Linked DNA regions of Homo sapiens: region 2 is linked to region 1. A link is an interaction called in ENCODE POLR2A ChIA-PET data of the cell type or tissue named here. Cell type or tissue: OCI-LY7. All regions are shown on one strand. Links, peaks and the distances in the headings refer to the core of each region. The heading gives the core; the rest is flanking DNA.

Region 1 (9,144 bases), core at 2,558-7,557:
TCAGACTACAGGCAAGAGCTACCATGCCTGGCTAAAGGGACCAAGTTTTTGTACGGACATTGAAGACCTTGCTTCTTTCCATCACAATGGCCTGCACGCTTCTACTTACATTCCCACGTTCTGGAATCTGGCTTCCCCCAGAATTCCCATTCAAATCCGATTTTGAATCCCCAATCCAGGAATCCCAGCTGTCTCCTCACCCCAGCTTCATCCTCTTATTCCCAGGCCCCTCCATCCTTCACAGCTCTGGATGGCTAAACTGCATGGCTTGGGCCCAGCCCATCACCTGGGGGCCTTGCCATTGCCTCTGGGGACACAGGTCCAACCTGCTGTGTGCTTACAGCCCCCATCCAAGCCAGGGGGAAAATTACCAATAGTGATAAAGTGCGGTGATGTAGTGCCTGGGGAGTCCCTGTCTAAGGAGCCGGCTTAGTGTTGGGGGACAAGCGACCATCCTTCCAAGGAAATGAGTTAGAGGATCATGCCCTCGCCTGTCCTCCCAGGGTCCCCACAGTTTCCGGAATGCCCCTCCCTCGCAGCTCCTGGGATCACCATCTCATCTCTCCTCTGGGATCCAAACCATGTAATTAAATGCCAGGTAAAAATAGCTGCCCCATTTCTGTGAGATCATCTGCGAGGCCTCTGGGCCATAGGGCACCGTGGGAATTCCCTCTCTCCTTGGGGCAACCTCGCCATCAATCTGCAGTCAATAACCAAGGGACAGCCCCAGGGACAGAACAGGGCTCCCGGCTGAGCCTGCTTAGCTTCAAGGACAGGTTTCCAAACCAGCGGTCTCCTAGGAGACTCCTGCCTTGGTACTGGGGGAGGGGAGTCGGGAGTTTGGAAGGTTTCCTTCAAGAGGTGGTTATTGCGTTGGGCTTCATGAGTGCAAAGAAAATAAAGAGGGTGCTGGGGGCCTGAACAATGAGTTGGGGGCAGGACTTATCAGGACATTGGCAGTTGGGTAGTGGTGGTGGTGGTTAGAGTTCACGAAGGTGGGGGAAGGATGGGGACTGAGGAACCCACGAGCTTTGCTCATGCCTGACCTTTTCCCTGCCCCGTGCTTCCTCCTTTCTTCCCTAACTCCTACTCACACTTCAATAATTAATCCAGAAGCCACTTCTTCCAGGAAGCCTCCCGACACCCCTCCTTTCTCCCTGATCCAGGCCAGCACAAGTGTCTCCTCTGAGCTCCCACAGTCTCCTCCTGCCTGTCTCTCTTGCATGGTGCCAGTTATAGGGTACTTCAAGTGTCTGTCCTCATGGCTGTCTCCCCATCTGACACAGAGAGTGCGCAGGGCAAAAGTCCAGGCTCCTGGAACTTGCTTCTTCCCTGAGGGGTGGAGACGGGAACACACCTGCCACCACCACCACCACCACCATGGCCTCCAGGGAAGGTCACGAGCCCAGGCCCAGGCCATGACCTGCAGGGGTGGTATTTCCTGGGGTGGGGGTGGGGCCACAGCTGAACCCATGAAACCCTGTCCCTGAGCTCCAAGCCCATCCATTTATCCAGTAGGCTAGTGCTCCTGACGGTGGCCACCTCTCTCTCTATACCATTAGGACCCCCAGGGGGCTCAGAGCCAGTGACTTGGCAGCCTGGGAAGGGTAGGTGTGGGGTCCCTGAGTGAGATGATTATGCCCCCACATGGGGCAGGCAGCGGCAGGCAGGAAGTCAGCCCCAGTGCCGAGTCCTAGACATCAATCCCTGTCGCCCCCAGCTCTTCCTCCTGGCTGGAGGAACCCTTGGTAGGGAGAAGGCACAGAGATGGGGGACAGGGCCCTGGGGGAGGCTCTCGCAGGTGGGTCTCAGGTGGCCCTCACTGGAGTGGGAGTGGAACTTAGAGAGGAATCTTCCAAGGGCATGGCAGGTGTGGCCAGGTCCTAGGCAGGGACTGGCCTGGGAGGCACTGGGAGGTTGGGACTGCCCTGACCTCTCCTACCTAACCCTGCAGGCCACCCAGGAGCCTGTGGGCCTGATGCCTGGCACAGAAGCCCTCAGTAGGTCCAGCCCCGGATGCAGAGGAAGCAGGTTGAGCAGCTAGAGGTATAAGTCTCCAAACAGCAGTGCCAGCAGGGAGGCCCCCACCTGGCTACAGATGGAGAGAGGGAGGCCCGGACATGGTTCTCTGTAGAGGGGAGGCTGCAAGACACAGGGAAGGGGGCCTGGCTGTGGCAGGGGCAGGAGTGCACTGTCCCCACCCATCTTTGGGACCAGAACTGGGGAGGAGACCCCATGTAGGGAGCTTGGCTGACCTGGGCTCAAGACGTGACCCCGTGGGTGCTCCCTGAGTGAGTGACACTGACCACACTCCCAACCTCTGAGCCCACTCTTCTCACTTTCTGACCACTCACTGGCAAGATGGCACAGGAGGTGGTGTCTGCAATGTTATAACCCATGTGCAGGCATGGGCAGGGCGGGAGCTCCTCCAACCTTGGTGCTGCCAAGGTTGGTGTTTCAAGCCCTCTCTAGGGACTTTGCTCTTCCGACTATTCAACATCTCCCCTCCCTTTAGACCGTGCAAAACCCTCTCTTCTGGCTGGATGTGGTGGCTCAAGCCTGTAATCCCAGCACTTTGGGAGGCCGAGGCAGGTAGATCACTTGAGCTCAGGAGTTCGAGAGCAGCCTGGGCAACATGGTGAAACCCCGTCTCTACTAAAAATACAAAAATTAGGCAGGTGTGGTGGCACACGCCTGTAGTCCCAGGTACTTGGGGGACTGAGGCAGGAGGACTTTAACCCAGAAAGTTGAGGCTGCAGTGAGCTGAGATTGCACGACTGCACTCCAGCCTGGGCAACAGAGCGAGACTCTGTCTCAAAAAACCAAACCGAAACAAAACCTTCTCTTCTCCCAGGAAAACTTCCCTATACTGCTCTCCCCCTCTGATCTCCAAGACCCTATGGTCTTTAACTCTCTTGGTGGTCAGCTCTCCTCCTATGGTCCCAAGGTGTCCAAACAGACCAGCTGAGTTGGTGCCAGGCAGTGCTGGACTGGGCTCTGGGAGATCTGGACTCTATCCTGGGCCGGGCCCTGTGTCTCTTGGTGCCTCCACTTCCCTATCAGTAAAATGGGATTGCTGGAGCTGTGTGTGGCTTCTAGGGGCTCCTGATTTTGATGCAGAAGTGATGGCCTTGGACATTGAAGACTGGGCTGTCATTCCATTGGGACTAGGGACAGGTAGGGGGTTGCCTCTCCCCCTCACAGGCTGCTTCTCTGAGGACTGGCGTTGGAGACAAAGGAAGCCCAGCCAGGGCCCCCTGTGGTGCTGGCCCTCCTCGGAGCACTGGGCGGGTAGACCACCCTCCCCCCATCCATTACACCCCCCCACCTCCGGTTTTTCTAGGCTCAGCTGGGCTGTCTGCCTTCTCCTCCTGAAAAAATGTGTTTTTTTTTTCCCCATCTCTGATGGGATGGGGGCTTCAGAGTGGTTTTTGGTGCTGGGGGATGGAGCGAGGAGGGCAGGGGAAGTCTAATGGAGTCCCTGCTCATCGCCTTTCCAGGCCACGGCCTCTCCTAACCCCACGACCAGCAACCCAGACAAGAGACCCCAGCCACCAGCCCGGCTAGACAGTAGGTCCAGCCGGCATGGGGGAGGGGGCGGCGGCTTTCCGGCGGTAAAAATAGCGCTGACAATTGGAGGACCAAAAAAAAAAAAAAAAAAAAAAAGCCGGTCTTCAGCCCCCGCCCGCGCAGCAATTCCGCACCCCAGGGCCGGGTCATTCCTTAAAATATTTATGAGTCGGACTCGCCGCCCCGCCTAATGGGCCCGCGACCAATCGATGCGCGGCACAGTGGGCGGTGGCCCTGGGGGCGGGGAGAGGCAGGAGCCCCGCCCACCTCCAGCTGGCACCCCCCACCTCCTCCCCAGCACCATCCCAGCCACAGGAGGCCAGGAGCACCGGGAAGAGGAGGGATGGTCAGTGGTCCCACAGGTCAAACTAGCTATGCAGCACCTCAAAAGGCTGCGCCCCACTGCCAAGAGACCCCCCCTTCCTCCTGCACCCTCACTTAGCTCCGTCCTCAGAGCAGCAGTCAGAGAACCAAGTGCATGAAGGGGGAGACGGTCAGAACTAAGGGTTCTCTCCTATGTCCTGGGGTGGGCAGTGCCACCTACCCCCCAATGAACCATTCGCTATGGGGAAACTGAGGCCTTTTCTTTTTAGACAAAGTCTCACTCTGTGGCCCAGGCTGGGGTGCAGTGCACTGCACTTTGAACATAGCTCACTGCAGCCTTGAACTCCTGGGCCCAAGCAATTCTCCTGCCTCAGCCTCCCAAGTGGCTGGGACTACAGGCACAAGACGCCATGGCCAGGTAATTTTTTTTTTTTTTTTTTGAGACGGAGTCTTGCTCTGTTGCCGAGGCTGGAGTGCAATGGCGTGATCTTGGCTCACTGCAACTTCCGCCTCCTGGGTTCAAGCGATTCTCCTGCCTCAGCCTCCCGAGTAGCTGGGACTATAGGTGCGTCCTACCAAGCCCGGCTAATTTTTGTATTTTTAGGAGAGGCAGGGTTTCACCATCTTGGCCAGGCTGGTCTCGAACTTCCGACCTCAGGTGATCCGCCCACCTCAGCTTCCCAAAGGGCTGGGATTATAGATGTGAGCCAGTGCACCCGGTCCCAGGTAATTTTTTGATATTTTGGTAGAGATGGGGGTCTCACTATGTTGCCCAGGCTGGTCTCATGCAGCCTCTTCTTGGGGTACCTCCTTGCCTGACACAAGAGACAAGGCCTCACTCTGCTCACCTCCACCATCCTCAGAAAACCTGCCCAGCCATGCCTTCTCATGTCCACTGCCCTTAGGGGTCCTCAGGACCTTAGCAGCACTGGCCTGGCCCACTCAGCCTCACTCTGGACAACATAGGCTCCTTCAATCCTGCTGTTCCTCAAGCACCCTCCTGGCCTCGGTGGGGCAGTCCCTTCCACCCCTGCAGCCTCCTCTCTGCACCCCTCCCTGGGCAGGACACAGATGCTCTTTGGGCAGGTCATCCCTCCGGCCTGGAGTGACTCCCACCCGCTGACTAGGTATGAGTCTCTCTCTCCCCTGCAGATTCAGGAACACAGCACACAGCGCAGTCTCTGCTTCACTGCTGAATACGTGGGCGTTGGTTTTCAAGCCCGTGTTACTGCTCACCTCCGCAGAGACCACATCCCCACAAGGTAGGCTCTGAACCAGGGCCTCCTGCCAGATGTGGCTGGAATTCCCCAACTCTCCCCTCCCAGAATATCTGAGCTCACTCCACCACCCCGGCAGAAGGCAAAGTAGGCATGGCTTCTGGTCTTAACTTAACCCTTGAACTTGCTGTGACTTTGCTGCAGAGTGGATGGGTGGGGGCCTTCTGGCTGGCGATGGGGACAGGTGTGGATTCAGAGCCCTTGGGACTTGTATGCCTCTGTATGGGTGATTAGGTACTAGTGGTCTTGGCTGTTCTGAGCATTAGTTTCCCTAGCTGCTCTTCCGTGCAGATAACTTTCTAGTCCAAGGCTCGGCCTGAGCAGCATCGCTTGGAGGCAGCTATTGCAACAGCCCTGCACCCAGGACAACCCCAGGCCTCTCATGCCACGCTCAGCCTTTGCCACCGCCACGGGAGGGTGGGAGCCCTTCTGCTGAGCCCCCCGGCTTTTGCAGACATCCCAAGCTTGACAAGCCCTGCTGGCACCGGCGTCTGCAGACCCTCAGTCCCAGGGGTTCCCACAGTTGCCTTTGACAGTTGTTCCCCAGCAAAGGGAGCCCCACTGCCTGGGCATCTCCCTATGGCCACCTCTGGTCATTTGACATGCTGGGACAGTGTTAAAAGTCTGAGATCTGGAGCCAGACTGTCTGGGTTTGGATCCCAGCTGCCTTGCTACCCAGTGAAATGACCCCTTGGACTCTGGAGCCTCAGTTTCCCCATCTGTTAAGATGGAGGTGACAGCAGTGCTAAACTTAAGGGGCTGTCATGAAGATTAAATAAGCAATTTGTTTAAAAATCACAGCTCTATTCATTCCCTTTTCCTCCAACTGCTCTTGGCAGGCAGCTGCAGAGGTACCCACTGCCCCAACACATAAACCCAGCCTCCAATGTGGCCAAGGTCAGCGTTCTAGAACCCACATTTCAGTGGGCCATGCCCCTGTTAAAACCCTTCTCCCCTCACATCTTCCCTGTAAGAAAGAGTTGTTTCTCCATTGCAGAGATGAAGAAATGGGGTTCTGGGGAGGGAGGTGACTACCCACCATGCTCTGGCCACCACGCAGTGGTGAGCTCCCACTGTGTGTCAGACGCCAGGTGGGAGGGTCCAGGGCTGCAGAATGGACAAGAGGGGAGGCCGGGTGCAGTGGCTCACACCTGTAATCCCAGCACTTTGGGAGGCCGAGGAGGGCGGATCACTTGAGGTCAGGAGTTTGAGACCAGTCTGGCCAACACGGTGAAACCCCATCTCTACTAAAAATACAAAAATTAGCCAGGCGTGGTGGTGCACACCTGTAACCCCAGCTACTCAGAAGGCTGAGGCATGAGAATTGCTTGAACCCCAGAGGTGGTGGAGGTTGCAGGGAGCGGAGGTTGCAGGGAGCTGAGGTTGCACGCCACTGCACTCCAGCCTGGTCGACAGAGCAAGACTCTGTCTCAAAAAAATAAAAAAAAAAAAGGGGGGTATGGAGCCAAGTTCCAGGCTGGTCCCTTTCTGAGACCTGTTTCTGGGGAACTCCGCTTCCAAGGGCAGAGTGGGAAGACTGAATCCCTGTTTCAGGAAAGGAAATGACCACCTTTAGAGGATGGGGCACTCTGAGCGGCTGGGTGGGGGGGCGGGGGAATCCACAGCTGGGCTCTGCAGGAAGTGCGGGTCAGATAAGCAGGGAGTGGGGGCCAGGACAACAAGCTAAGCCAGGGCCTGTGGGCTCAAGAGGCAGACTCAGCCTCCTTCAGGAGCACCCAGTGCTGGACAGTTCCTGGATGGGCTCTGCAGGTGGAGGACAGGCTGAGCTGGTTCCAGCTGCACTGGCCCTGGTTACTCCCACCCCACCCTGCCTTTCTGGGGTTGCAGAGCAGAGGTTCCCCCCTCCCATCTCCAGCCTTGGCCTGAGACACTCAGCCCCTTCCACTCCCCCAGTGTCATAACTCTCACATGGGCCCTGGCCCAGCCCCCTAAACCTGCAGGATACCCCCTTAGTGCCCCTCACCAACTCATCCCACCCAGCTGCCTTCTGGCTTTTCCAGGACACTCATACCAGTGCCTCCTGAGACCTCTGGTGGCACCCCTAAGATCTGAGCATCCCCGAACTCTGGAGACTACAGGTGCTAATAAAGCTTCCCTGGGCCTTTCTCTGAGCTCAACTCCCAGCCTGGCTGATCTCCAGGTACCTCAAACTCACCACATCCAAGTTCAAATACATCCTCTTCCTCCAACTCCTGCCTGTCCTCTGCACAGAGCCTCAGCACCCAGCTGGGCACTGCCTACTTCCCCTGTTCTGCCCCAATAGCAGGCAGGCCCCCAAGCCCACAGAGGCCTCGGGAACGCCCCTTGATCCTCTTCCCACCTCCACCCTTGCCCCCTGCCCCTCCACCACACCACATGGCTGTGGCCTGTCTCTTCCACCGAACCGTGAGCTCCTGGCTGGTTGTCCTCCCCACCCCCCAGGTGGGCGCTACCCTCAGATGGCCCGGAAGTATGTGGAGAATGGGGCCCAAACCCTGCTTCACCCAGAGGAACCAAAAGATGCTGCACGCCCACACAGCGATGCCCTGCCTTGCTCTGCCCAAACAGGTGTGGGCTGTGACCTCGTGTTGAGGGGTCACACCTGCTATCCCCCTAGACAGAGCATAGCCATAAAACGGCACCCAGCCAGGTGAGCAGGGAAGAGAAACCTCCCCAGGCCCCAGGGCTCTGACCAGTCCCCTGGCCTCACTTGGACAGTAAGAATGAGCGTAGCCCCGGGAAGACAGCAGCCAGGAGGCCTGAAGCCCCTAAACCCCCAATTCCTTGCAACCCAGGCTGGGTAGGCAGGGCAAGAAGTGCCAGCCTCTTGTCAGAGAGGAGTGGTTGGGAGGCCTGGCTCGTTGACTGCGGGACTTTGGGCCAGTCACTTCCCCTCCCTAAGTGTGTGGGGATAATAATAGCACTAAACCCACAGGATTGTTGTAAAGATGACACGAACGGCGATCCTGATGCCCTTAGCTTGGCACAAGTAAGTTTGAAACCAAAAGCTCAGCCCTGGGAGGCCCAGGATCACTTGGGTGGAGATCCCACTTCCAAGACCCCCAAGGGAAGCCCACCCCTGGGTATTTGTATAGAAGTCCTCCCTAGGAGATTCACGCTAAGTAGGGAAGAGGGATTTAGAAACTTCAGACAGATTTTTCACAACAAGGGTAAAAAGAAAAGCGTGTGCATTAACCCTTGATTACCTAGAAGCATTCAACCAAGCAGCATCAGAAGCCGGCCTGCCACGGGGTGGGGCTGTTCTTGTATGTTGGTAGGACAGACCTCTAAGGAAGTAGCTGGTGGGAAACTGTCTCTGAGACCCCCAAAAATGCCCTGATCCACACTAGCCTAAAAGAAGTGCCACCACCGCCACCACCAGACCTCTCCCAAAGCTCCTGGAGCTGAAAAGTTCTAGGTCACTCTCCCAACCTCTTCCTGCGTGGAGTGGGGAGGCCAGGAGGGAAGAGGTTGGGAGAGTTCAAGGTGGGACACAGTAGTGGGGGCTTCAGCTCAAGAGGCAGTCAAAACCTCTTGGGGAAACCACACCCCCTGCCCCCAGTCCTCCCAGAGGAGCTCCAGGGACCTGACTCTGGGACGCAATTCCTGCCGGGAGTTGCCGGTCCCTTAGCCAGGAGGCAGGCAGCACCATCCCATTTTACAGGGTAGGTGATGTTGGCTCGGGGGCATTGGTAGGGCTCCACCCAGGTCTGACAGCCTAGCCTGAGGCTCTCCCTTGCACTAGCTCGAAGTGCACGTAGATCCTGGCTTATTCGTGTTCAGAGTCTCGCCTGGGGCTGCCCGGTCTGCCTTGCGTGGCTCCTGAGAGGCTCCAGTCACTGCAGACTTCCCTCCCTGAAGGCCCCCACTTCGGGGCTGCAGGGGGCCAGGATGCGTCCCTGCCTCTGCCCGGCTTCAGCCCGCTGGGCTGGCGCGGTTCCGGCCCGCGCAGCCCGCAGGTTCATCAATGGCC
Region 2 (10,428 bases), core at 2,418-7,417, 700 kb after region 1:
CCAACCTCAAGTGATTCACCCAGCTCCGCCTCCCAAAGTGCTAGGATTACAGGTGTGAGCCACCACACCCAGCTTGGGCCATTCTTATACTTCTGAAAGCTTTCAAACTTACAAACAAATAAATAGACCTGGCACCGTGGCTCACACCTGTAATCCCAGAACTCTGGGGGGCCAAGGTGGGAGGATTGCTTGAGCCCAGGAGTTTGAGACCAGCCTGGACAACATAGCAAGACCCTGTGTCTACAAAATAAAACATAAAAAATGTAGCTGGGCATGGTGGCATGCACCTGTAGTCCCAGCTACTCAGGAGGCTGAGGTGGTAGAATCACTTGAGCTTGGGACATGGAGGCTGCAGTGAGTTATGATTGCACAATTGCACTCCAGCCAGGTGATAGACTGAGATCGTGTCTCTATAAACATTAAAAATAAATAAGCAAAAATGCCCACTGTTGCTTTTTTGCTTTTTCCTTACAGGACTCAGTCAATAAGTTTCAGACACATACAAGTTCTTATATGCAGGATTTTAAGTTCAAAATGATGATACATATTTAATGGTCTAGAGAAGGGAGTTGGTGAACTTTTCCTGGAAAGGGCCAGACAGTAAATATTTTAGGTGCTGTGGTCCATATGGCCTCTGATACCACCATGGAACTCTACTGCTCTCATGACAAAGCAGCTGTGGACAAGCTATAAATGAATGAGCATGCCTGTATTCCAATCAAACTTTATTTGTGGATACTAAAATTCGAATTTTGTATAAATTTCTCACATAGCTCACAAAATAATATTCTTCTTTTGATTTTTTCCAGCCATGTTATAGTGTAAAAGCCTTGCTTACCTTGCAGGCTATACAAATACAGGCAGCAAATTATTGTTATAGTTTTCTGTAGTACAGAATGACTAATCTTTTTCAAAAAGTAGTAAATAAATACTTTAAAGTTTCATAAATGGGTATACTATATGTTTTGGTTTTCTGCATAACAAATTGCCCCAACACTTTGGTTTTCTGCATAACAAATTGTCCCAACACTTAGTGGTTTAAAGCAATAACCATCTTAAATCTCATTATCCTATGAGTTGACTGTGCTTGGCTGGGAGGTTCTTCTGCTTTATGTGATGTTGGTTGGGGATGCAGCCATCTGGGAGCTATAGCGAGCTGGAATATCCAAGATGGCCCATCCATATGACTGGCAGCTCATGTTGGATGTTGCCTGGGACTTTAGCGGGGCTGTCAACCAGAGTGCCTAAATGTGGCTTCTGTACGTCTTTTGGAGCATGATGGCTGGTTTCTGAGAAGCAGTGTCCCAAGAGCAAGTGTTCCAAGAGGGAGAAGCAGAAACTGCCAGTCTTCACAAAGACTAGGACCCTGACTGGCCACTGTTCCTTCCATTGCATTCTATTGGGTAAGCAGCCATGAGGATAGTCTAGACTAAACAGGAGGGGAAATAGATTTCTTGAAAGGCATGACAAATAATTTATAGCCATCTGTAATCCATCATACCATCTGTCCATGTCAACACTGAATGGATGAACTTGTGTGCATTTTAGGTGATCGTTGGATACTTGAATGTTTGTGGGCTTCATACATGAGTACCACAGCCAGCTAGACAGTGGGGACATGTTCCCAGAGAGTTAATGGCTAACATTAATTGAGTGCACCTGTAATCCCAGCTACTCAGGAGGCTGAGGCAGGAGAATCACTTGAACCCAGAATCCGGGAGGCGGAGGTTGCAGTGAGCTGAGATCACACCACTGCAGTGTGAGGAATCCATTGAGAGTATGATATTATTGTATCCTCACAATATTCTGTAAAGTAGAAACTACTGTTATCCAGTTTTTACACATGAGGAAACAGAGGCTTAGAGAGTTCCATCTGTGTTGCAATAAGTGGCAATGCTCATGGAACATCTTATGATGAAGCTCAAGTGACAGGGGATGGCAGGGTCTGGGGCTCAGAGCAATCAGGGCTGAGGGGCACAGAATGGCTTAGATCATGAGAAGTGACTTGCCCAAGGTCACCCTTGACATCCCCAGTGGAGCTGAGCCAAGAACTCAGGGCTCCCAACTCAAGGTTCCACCCCAGGAGTGGGGCTCATTTTGCACCACCACCTGGCTTAGGAGACAGAGTCCTGCATTTTCATTAAGCTTGCAAGTTGGACCGGTCAACATCCCTGAGCTTCAGGTTTTCCCCCTTGGCAAATAGAGCAATGAACAGCTTCCTCTCAGAGCCATAGTGAAGACCGAACAAGAAAAGAAAAAATCACCACCACTGTCATTTTGGAGTGGTAAGCCTGGGTCTTCGGAGTGGAACAGATAGAAATCACCCACTTGGCACTCCAGGCTCTGCAGTTTTCTCATCTATAAAATGGGCCCGGATGTTGTGAGGGTTAAATGAGATAGCATGAATCATGCACATGACATAGAGTGAGTCCCCTCAAGGCACTGGTAGAGAAGGCAGCTCTGTCCAATCTGTAAGTCCCCAGTCACAAGTCCCCAGCCTGGGGCCTGCCAGATAGTGGTGTTGAACATATGTTGAATGAATGGGTGCATGCTTGAAGCCCTGTGGCTCCTAAAAGAATACAGAGTAAGACAGCATGTGTGCACAGAGGAGAGTCACTTGAGGGGAAAGTCCTGTGAGAATAGAGCCCTGGTCTGCGTCTTGGGAGGATCAGAGTCTCTAGGATCAGGCAGTCCTCCTCACTTGACTGCTCTATGGGGAGAAGAAAGATGAGAGGCATATTCAGTTGTGTGCTGGAAAATGTAGTGGGGAAAGCCCTGACTGGTAGCGTTTGCCAATTCTCATGGTGTAAAGACCCTCACTGTGGTTGATTTTTTTTTTTTTTTGAGACAGAGTCTCATTCTGTCACCCAGGTTGGAGTGCAGTGGTGTGATCTCAGCTCACTGCAACCTCCGCCTCCCAGATTCCGGGTTCAAGTGATTCTCCTGCCTCAGCCTCCCGAGTAGCTGGGATTACAGGTGCGCACCATGACACCCAGCTAATTTTTCGTATTTTTAGTAGAGATAGGGTTTTGCCATGTTGGCCAGGCTGGTCTCGAACTCCTGGCCTCATGTGATCCACCCACCTCAGCCTCCCAAAGTGCTGGGATTACAGGCATGAGCCATCATGCCTGGCCACGATGGTTGATTTCAAGATATTGTCATTACATCAACTGGCCTGAAACTTACTAAAAGAATTAACAATTGTTTCTTGAAGCAGGCAAGAGAGAAAGGACCCAGATGTGATCATCCCCCAAAACTTAGGGGGGGTTAACTGGTACCTTTATTTATTACTTATCTCTACTCCCCAAAAGGAATCAAGGCATTTTATAGCAATGAAGACAATACATTAAGATGGAATGATTAAATCAAGATTTGGGGGCTGACGAAAGTTAATGTCTAGAAAACACAGGATAAGGCCAAGAGTGAGGCTAAGACCCTAAATTAGTGTCATAAGTTTTTTTCCTGATCTCCTAAGCTGCCTCCCCTCCCTTGTGGTCTCAACAATGCACTTGATCTTCTGTGCCAGACGGACAGCTGGGAGGTGAAAGGACTTGGGGGGAGCAGGGAAGAGTACCCATGTTGGGAAAGAGAAGGCTCAGAGACACACCACTGTCTTCAAGTTTCTGCACGGACATTCCAGGCCAGCAGGAATACAGGGTCCAGTGCGCCGAGCCAGGGCCAATGTGGATCCTCTATCCAAGAAAGAGCTTTTCACAGTCAGAGCCGTACACAGATGAGCCTCACTAGCCTGGAAAGGTAGTGAGTGTCTCGTCAGGGGAAGTATGTAACAGATGCTGGCCAGCCACTTATTGGAGGCTTTCCAAGCACTGGACTTGAGGGCCCATTTGATCCAGGATGTGGACCTGGTTAAGAATGTGGCTCAGGACTCACATCCCAATTCAACAGTAGTTGGGGGCATATTTCTTCACCTCTCTGTGTCTGGTTTTCCCTTCCTCTTTACCTCCACCTCCAGGTTCTCCAGGTGTCCTCCCAACTGGACCCCTGGCAGAAGTGTTCCTGGCCTCCTAGGGTTTCTGAAGCCGGCTGAGCATGACAAGAGCAGGTGCATTTGAGGCGGTGGGAAGCAGAGATTTGGGTAGTACTCTTTTTTGGTTTTGTTTTGTTTTTGAGACAGGGTCTCACTCTATTACCCAGACTGGAGTGCAGTGGTGTGATCTGGGCTCACTTCAGCTTCTGCTTCCCGGGGTCAAGTGATCCTCCTGCCTCAGCCTCCCGAGTAGCTGGGACTACAGACATGCGCCATCACGCTTGCCTAATTTTTTCTTTTCCTTTCTTTCTTTTCTTTTCTTTTTGTTTTTTTTTTTGTTGTTGTTGTTTTGTTTTGTTTTTTTTTTGAGACGGAGTCTTGCGCTGTCACCCAGGCTGGAGTGCAGTGGTATAATCTTGGCTCATTGCAACCTCCACCTCCCAGGTTCAAGCGATTCTCCTGCCTCAGCCTCCCAAGTAGCTGGGATTACAAGTGCACGACACCACACTCATCTAATTTTCGTATTTTTAGTAGAGACGGGGTTTCACCATTTTGGCCAGGCTGGTCTCGAACTCCTGACCTCAGGTGATCCGCCCACCTCGGCCTCCCAAAGTGCTGGGATTACAGGCATGAGCCACCGTGCCCGGCCTTGGCTAATATTTTCTAAAGACAGTTTCACCACGTTGCCTAGGCTGGTCTCGAACTCCTGGGCTCAAGCGATTTGCCTGCCTTAGCCTCCCACAGTGGTGGGATTACAGGTGTGAGCCACCACACCCAGCCTGGGCTGCACTCTTGAGATGGCATGCTCAGCCTCCTTCCTTTAGCTCCTGTCTGGGCTTCTCTGCTGCCACTGATGACCTCTCCCTGGGCAGGTACTTCTTCTGACCCCACACTGTCCCCCATTCCTCAACACAGGCCTGGCATGCAGGAGGTCTCAGTGAGTGGTTGTTAAAGGAATGGACAAGAGGATGGATGGATGGATGGATGGATGGATGGATGGATGGATGATGGATGGATAGATAATTGGATGGATAAATAAATGGGTGGATGAATGGATGGATGTGTGGATAACTGGATGGATAAATAGATGAGTGAATGGATGGATGGGTGGATAATTGGATGGATAAATAAATGAGTGAATGGATGGATGAATGGATGGATGGGTGGATAATTGGATGGATACCTAGATGGGTGAGGGGGTGAATGACTGTGTGAGTGCGTGGATGGATGAATGAGTGGATGGATGGTGGATGGGTGAATAGATGAATAGACGGGTGGATGGATGAGTGGATGGATGGATGAATTGATAATTGGATGAATGAGTAGATGGATGGATGGATGGAGGGAGGGATGAGTGGTACATGTAATTTTAATATAATTGCATGCTCAACCCCTTTATTTATTTCTTTATTTATTTAGAGATTAAGTCTCCTTCTGTCACCCAGGCTGGAATACAGTAGTGCCATCTCAGCTCACTGCAACCTCCACCTCCTGGGCTCAACAATTCTCCTGCCTCAGCCTCCTGAGTAGCTGGGATTACAGGCGCCCGCCACCATGCCCAGATAATTTTTGTATTTTTAGTAGAGACAGGGTTTCACCATGTTGGCCAGGCTGGTCTCGAACTTCTGACCTCAAATGATCCACCCACCTCGTCATCCCAAAGTGCTGGGATTACAGATGTGAGCCACCATGCCTGGCAACACCTTTATTTTGTTTTAGCCACACAACTGTTTTGAAGGCAGGGCTAAAACTATTAATCCCATTCTACAGAACTGAAAAATGAAGCCCAGAGAGGTAAAGCAACTTGCTCCATGTCACACAGGGAGGAAGTGACTGAATCATGATTCAAGATTAGTCTCTTGACACCTTGTTCCTGGTGCCTCTTCTAATCAGTCCCATTCATTCTTTCATTCTTTTATTTATTCAAACCATCATTATCATTGGGTGTCACTCATTCAAGCAGGAGCTTATTAAAGCCCATTCTGGGCCACCTGGTGCTGGGAACCTGGAGATGAAGCCGCCCTTCTCCCTGGCTTCGAGGAGTTTCTAGGGAAGAGAGCCCATGAGTAGCTCCTGATTAGCTCAGGACAGTGGCCTGGGCTAGGTGATGGAGATGCCAACTGTTCTCTTGGGTGGGGTCCAAGCCAGCATCCCTGAGAAGGTGAGGCAGGGCTGGGCCACCTGAGGAGGTGCAGGAGTCTGCCAGATAGAAAAAGAGAAGAAGGTCATTTACGTCAGGTCAGGGTGTGTGCCACCGTGGGTCATGGCGGCTGAGCTCCTGTCTGGAATAAGCCCAGCACCCTGGGCAAGTGGAGCGGGGGACATTTAGAGGAGGGGATGGGGGGAAGGGCCAGGGAAGCTGACGAGGATAGATCTGCAGGGCTTTGAGCGCCAGATTGGGAAGTTGAGGCTGCATCTGAGGCAGTGGGGAAAGACTGACGGGCGGAGAGCATGAGGGGTCCCCGCTGAGACAGGAAGGGTGTCAGTTCCCACTGAGTCCACCCCTTGGGCCTCTCCTCCACCCAAGAGTGCCCTCAGCACCCCTTCACCCCAGGTGCATGACGTCCGCCTGTAGCCCGGTGCCACCTCCCTTGGGCATCAGGGGGAGCCAGCCCCAGCAGAGGCCCACCCACCTCGGGAGAGCTGCCCTCAGCTGCCAAGGGCCCGCCAGCCTCTTTGGAAGACCTCAGGGCTGGGTTCAGGAGGCACAGGCCTCAGAAGCCGACTACCCCGGGCGAGGCTGTGATGCCAGGTGTGCCAGGCCCTCATTAGGCCTCAGTGCACAGCCCAGGCTCTCAGAGTGTCTTTCTGAGAATCCCCAGAGAAGAAAGAAATCAAAGGCTGGGGATTCAAAAACAAGGATGAGGAGATAGAAAACAAGATTTCTATCTGAATAATTTCCTCTAATTGCTGGTAAGAGACATTAATTTTCCTTTTGAAGCTCCCCGTGGCCTCGGGCGTCTTGGGACGTGCCAAGATGGCAGCCCGTCTAGCCGGATTATCTCACTGCCCGCCTGCAGGGCTGGCACCAGGCCACCGCGGGGGTGGCTGGCGGCAGGCTGGGTGCTGCTCTGGTCCCGTGGTGGGGCTCAGGGTGCAGGAGGAGCCCTGGATCTGGTTCCTTGAGGATGCCACACAAAAGGCCTTCAGAGTACCATGTCCTCCTGGCCTCTTTCTCCACCCTGGGTTGGACATAGGGGCGTCCTGGCCACCAGAAGCCCAGGCCCCACTGGGCTTTGGACACACAGGGCATCAGCTGGGTCTAGGCCTGTGCAACTGCATTTCCTCACCTCTCCTGCCCATGAGTGACTGCAGCCCCCACAGCAGATAGACCCAGGGGAGGCCGGCAAGGGGAAGGCCAGTGTGAGAGAGGCCCCGGAGAGCGTGAACCTGTCCATAGCTCCCCTGGGGGAAGTAGGGCTCATTATGATCTCCATTTTACAGATGAGGGCATTGAGGTTCAAAGGATGGGATTGGGGCTGGGCATGGTGGCTCACGCCTGCAATCCCAGCACTTTGGGAGGCTGAGGCGGGCTGATCCCTTGAGGCCAGAAGTTTGACACCAGCCTGGCCAACATGGTGAAATCCCATTTCTACTAAAAATGCAAAAATTAGCAGGGCGTGGTGGCGCATGCCTGTAATCTCAGCTACTCAGGAGGCTGAAGCAGGAGAACAGCTGGAACCCAGGAGGCAGAGGTTGCAGTGAGCCGAGATCGTGCCACTGCACTCCAACCTGGGTGACAGAGCGAGAGTCCATCTCAAAAAGAAAAAAAAAAATGAAAAACCCTACAAAGTATGGGATTGGCCTCACTGTAAGAGAAAAGCTGGATTGATTTTCTGTGCCCAGGGCTTTTGCCATTGTGCCCCCATCCTCAGATAGTAAGGGAGAAAAGTACAAGAGAAAAATAGAGATTCATTAGCTGTACATTCTAGACAGTCTCAGGCTGAGGCAGGAGAATTGCTTGAACCCAGGAGTCAGAGGTTGCAGTGAGCTGAGATCGTGCTACTGCACTCCAGCCTGGGTGACAGAAAGAGGCCCTGTCTCAAAAAAAAAAAAAAAAAAAAAAAAAAGACAGTCTTAATACATCCCCAGCCCACCCATTTGGTCTCCTCTCCAATTGTTCCTCCTCCTGTGTCTGAGACACTTAGAGGCCTTCTCTGGGTTCCCTCGGCCCTGGACTGTCCCTCCAGAGATTGTCATTGCCCCCTGCTGGGCCTGGTCCCCTGCTCCTGTCTGGGAGCATCTCAGGTCTGGGTCGTATCTAAGCCCACCCCATATCTCGTGCCCAGCCCATGCTCTCTCTCCAGGGAGGCACACCAGGACGCCGGGTGCAGGGAAGGCCCCCCAACTCCAAGACAGTGTGTGGAGTGTTCCAGCTGGTGATGGAACTCCCATTGTCTTTCACCCTAAGAGCATTTTCCTTTCCTTTTGATCCCTTGCAATTTACGAAAAATAGAACGCATGTGTTCCTGATTAATTTTTACAAAGATCACGGAACTGTTGACTTTTTACTTAAAAAAAAAAAAAGAGTCATTTTATGTGGTGCCTCCTTTCAGATTCTTGCAAGACTGCCTTTGCTCAGGAAGTGAAATGTGGGGAGAAAACAAGCCACCCTGCCACCAATACAAGAGTCAGTGCTGTCACAAAAGTTGGCCGTGGTGGACAGGTGTCCTGGGACGTCCCCGCCTCACTTGCACTGCTCCCTGGCTCCCCACTGTCCTGGAGATAAAGTCTGGTCTTCCACAACCCAGTCCTCCTGGCCTCTCCATCCCCAGGAACCCTAACATCCAGACTTCCGGAACTTCCAGTTGCTCCCAGAACACGCCAGTCCATTCCCATTCCTATCTCTCTGCACACTTTGCTCCCTCTGCCAGGAACACACTCAATTTTGTCACTTGACAAACTCCTATGCATCCTTCAAGGCCCAGACCCAATGTCTCCCTGTCTGTTCCCTCAACCTTGCCACTCGACAAACTCCTACGCATCCTTCCAGGCCCAGACCCAGCATCTCCCTGTCTGTTCACTGCGTGCTGCCTTCCCCAGACAGTCCCCTGTGCTTTCCTCAGCATTCAGAGGGGTAAGTCCTCATTTGACCCAAGAGGCCTGCATACACCGCCTTTGGCCTGCCTCCCAGGGTAGGGTCACAGACCCAGGCATGCAAAGATGAAAGACTGGTATGTTGTGGTAAGAAGTATTAAAGGAAAAAGATAAATCCTCCCCAAATGGAAGCCATGAACAGTGTTTATTTTTGGTATTTTATGGGGTGCTTTTGAGAATGGGAGCTGGAAAAAGAGAATTCCACCAGGACAAGCAACAGATTTCATCCTTAGGGTGGGAGAAGGAAGAAAGGAGGAACAGTCCCTCTGATCCAGGGCTGACCTCTGGGTCCTGCCTGGATTCCAAAGGAACAAAAATTGCTGCCCAGCCCAGAGCAGGTCACAGGCAAAATTTTATTTTATTTTATTTTTGAGACAAAGTCTCACTCTGTCACCCAGGCTGGAGTGCAATGAAGTGATCTCAGCTCACTGCAACCTCCACCTACCAGGTTCAAGTGAATCTCCTGCCTCAGCCTCCCAAGTAGCTGGGACTACAGGCAGGTGCCACCATGCCCAGCTAATTTTTTGTATTTTAGTAGAGACGGAGTTTCACCATGTTGCCCAGGCGGCCTCAAGTGATCCGCCCCCCTCGGCCTCCCAAAGTGCTCTGATTACAGGCATGAGCCACCACGCCCGGCCAATCTTATTTTAGGCTCATCTCTGACATCCCGAAGCTCTGCTAGACCCCTTCGGTGCCCTGCCCCGAGAACTGCATGTGATTGAACACTCACAACCACTCTTGCAGGAATGCAAATGTTCACCAATTAGCCATGTGCTTCTCTACCTCCCAGCATCCTTTGCAATTCACCTGGAGTCATGTGGCCAGTTCCAACCAATAGGATGTGAGCAGAAAGTGACTGCATCTCTTCTGGACTGGAGCAGTTAGGAGCCAAGGTCCTCTTTCTGTCTCTCTCCTCTCCTGCCGCGGTGATCTTAGAGGAATATCCACTCCAGAAAACAAAGCTGTAAGAGAGAAGGAAGCTGCCATACTGGATTTTGCATGGGGCAAAAATCAAACCTGTACATTGGGTTAAGCAACTGAGTTTTGGGGGTTTCTCTTACGTCGATTACCTGAGTATTATTACACTGAGATACAATCTGAGGAAGTAGGGTTTGTTATCTCTATCCTGCAGATGAGCACGCTGAGGCCCAGAGAAAGAACTCGGCTGAAATCTCTTAATTACAGAACCATTGCAGCCCACCGCGTCTGATTCCAAACCCCGTGAGGTTTTGCCTGCTCTTTGCATGGTTGGCTTGTTGAAAACAAAACAGCTCACAGGGGCACAGGCCAAGGAGAAGGTAGAAACCCAGGAGCAGCTCTCTCCAGTTTGCTTTTAAAACTTG

The links. ChIA-PET counts read pairs that join two places held together with the same protein. Peaks named below come from ENCODE experiments on the same cell type or tissue, not always from the same donor. Only the 100,000 strongest peaks of a DNase experiment are listed, where the experiment ranks them.
Region 2: POLR2A ChIA-PET joins it to region 1 with 7 read pairs; 4 of 35 experiments call an interaction of 5 or more read pairs at or near these places.

The regions. Positions count from the first base shown.
Region 1 is chr7:102,287,721-102,296,864 of GRCh38, reverse strand. The region is part of intron 1 of SH2B2 (SH2B adaptor protein 2); the gene reads right to left. It overlaps MIR4285 (microRNA 4285), which reads right to left and starts at 3,762; the gene lies at 3,678-3,762. RefSeq lists enhancers at 2,008-2,761, 7,200-7,339, 7,530-7,579, 8,250-8,339 and a silencer at 6,770-6,849. In OCI-LY7, for the core only: a CTCF peak has its summit at 7,191 (motif pointing left); DNase peaks (open chromatin) are centred at 5,384, 6,209, 6,566 and 6,874; H3K4me3 peaks cover 4,888 bases; H3K27ac peaks cover 5,000 bases.
Region 2 is chr7:101,587,026-101,597,453 of GRCh38, reverse strand. It overlaps LOC107986832 (a long non-coding RNA gene), which reads right to left. Exons shown (of 3, transcript XR_001745314.2): 2 at 9,893-10,047; 3 at 5,679-6,187. Among named protein-coding and RNA genes, the nearest start is that of LINC01007, 23 kb to the right of the region's middle. In OCI-LY7, for the core only: no CTCF peak of the experiment used is centred there; no DNase peak of the experiment used is centred there.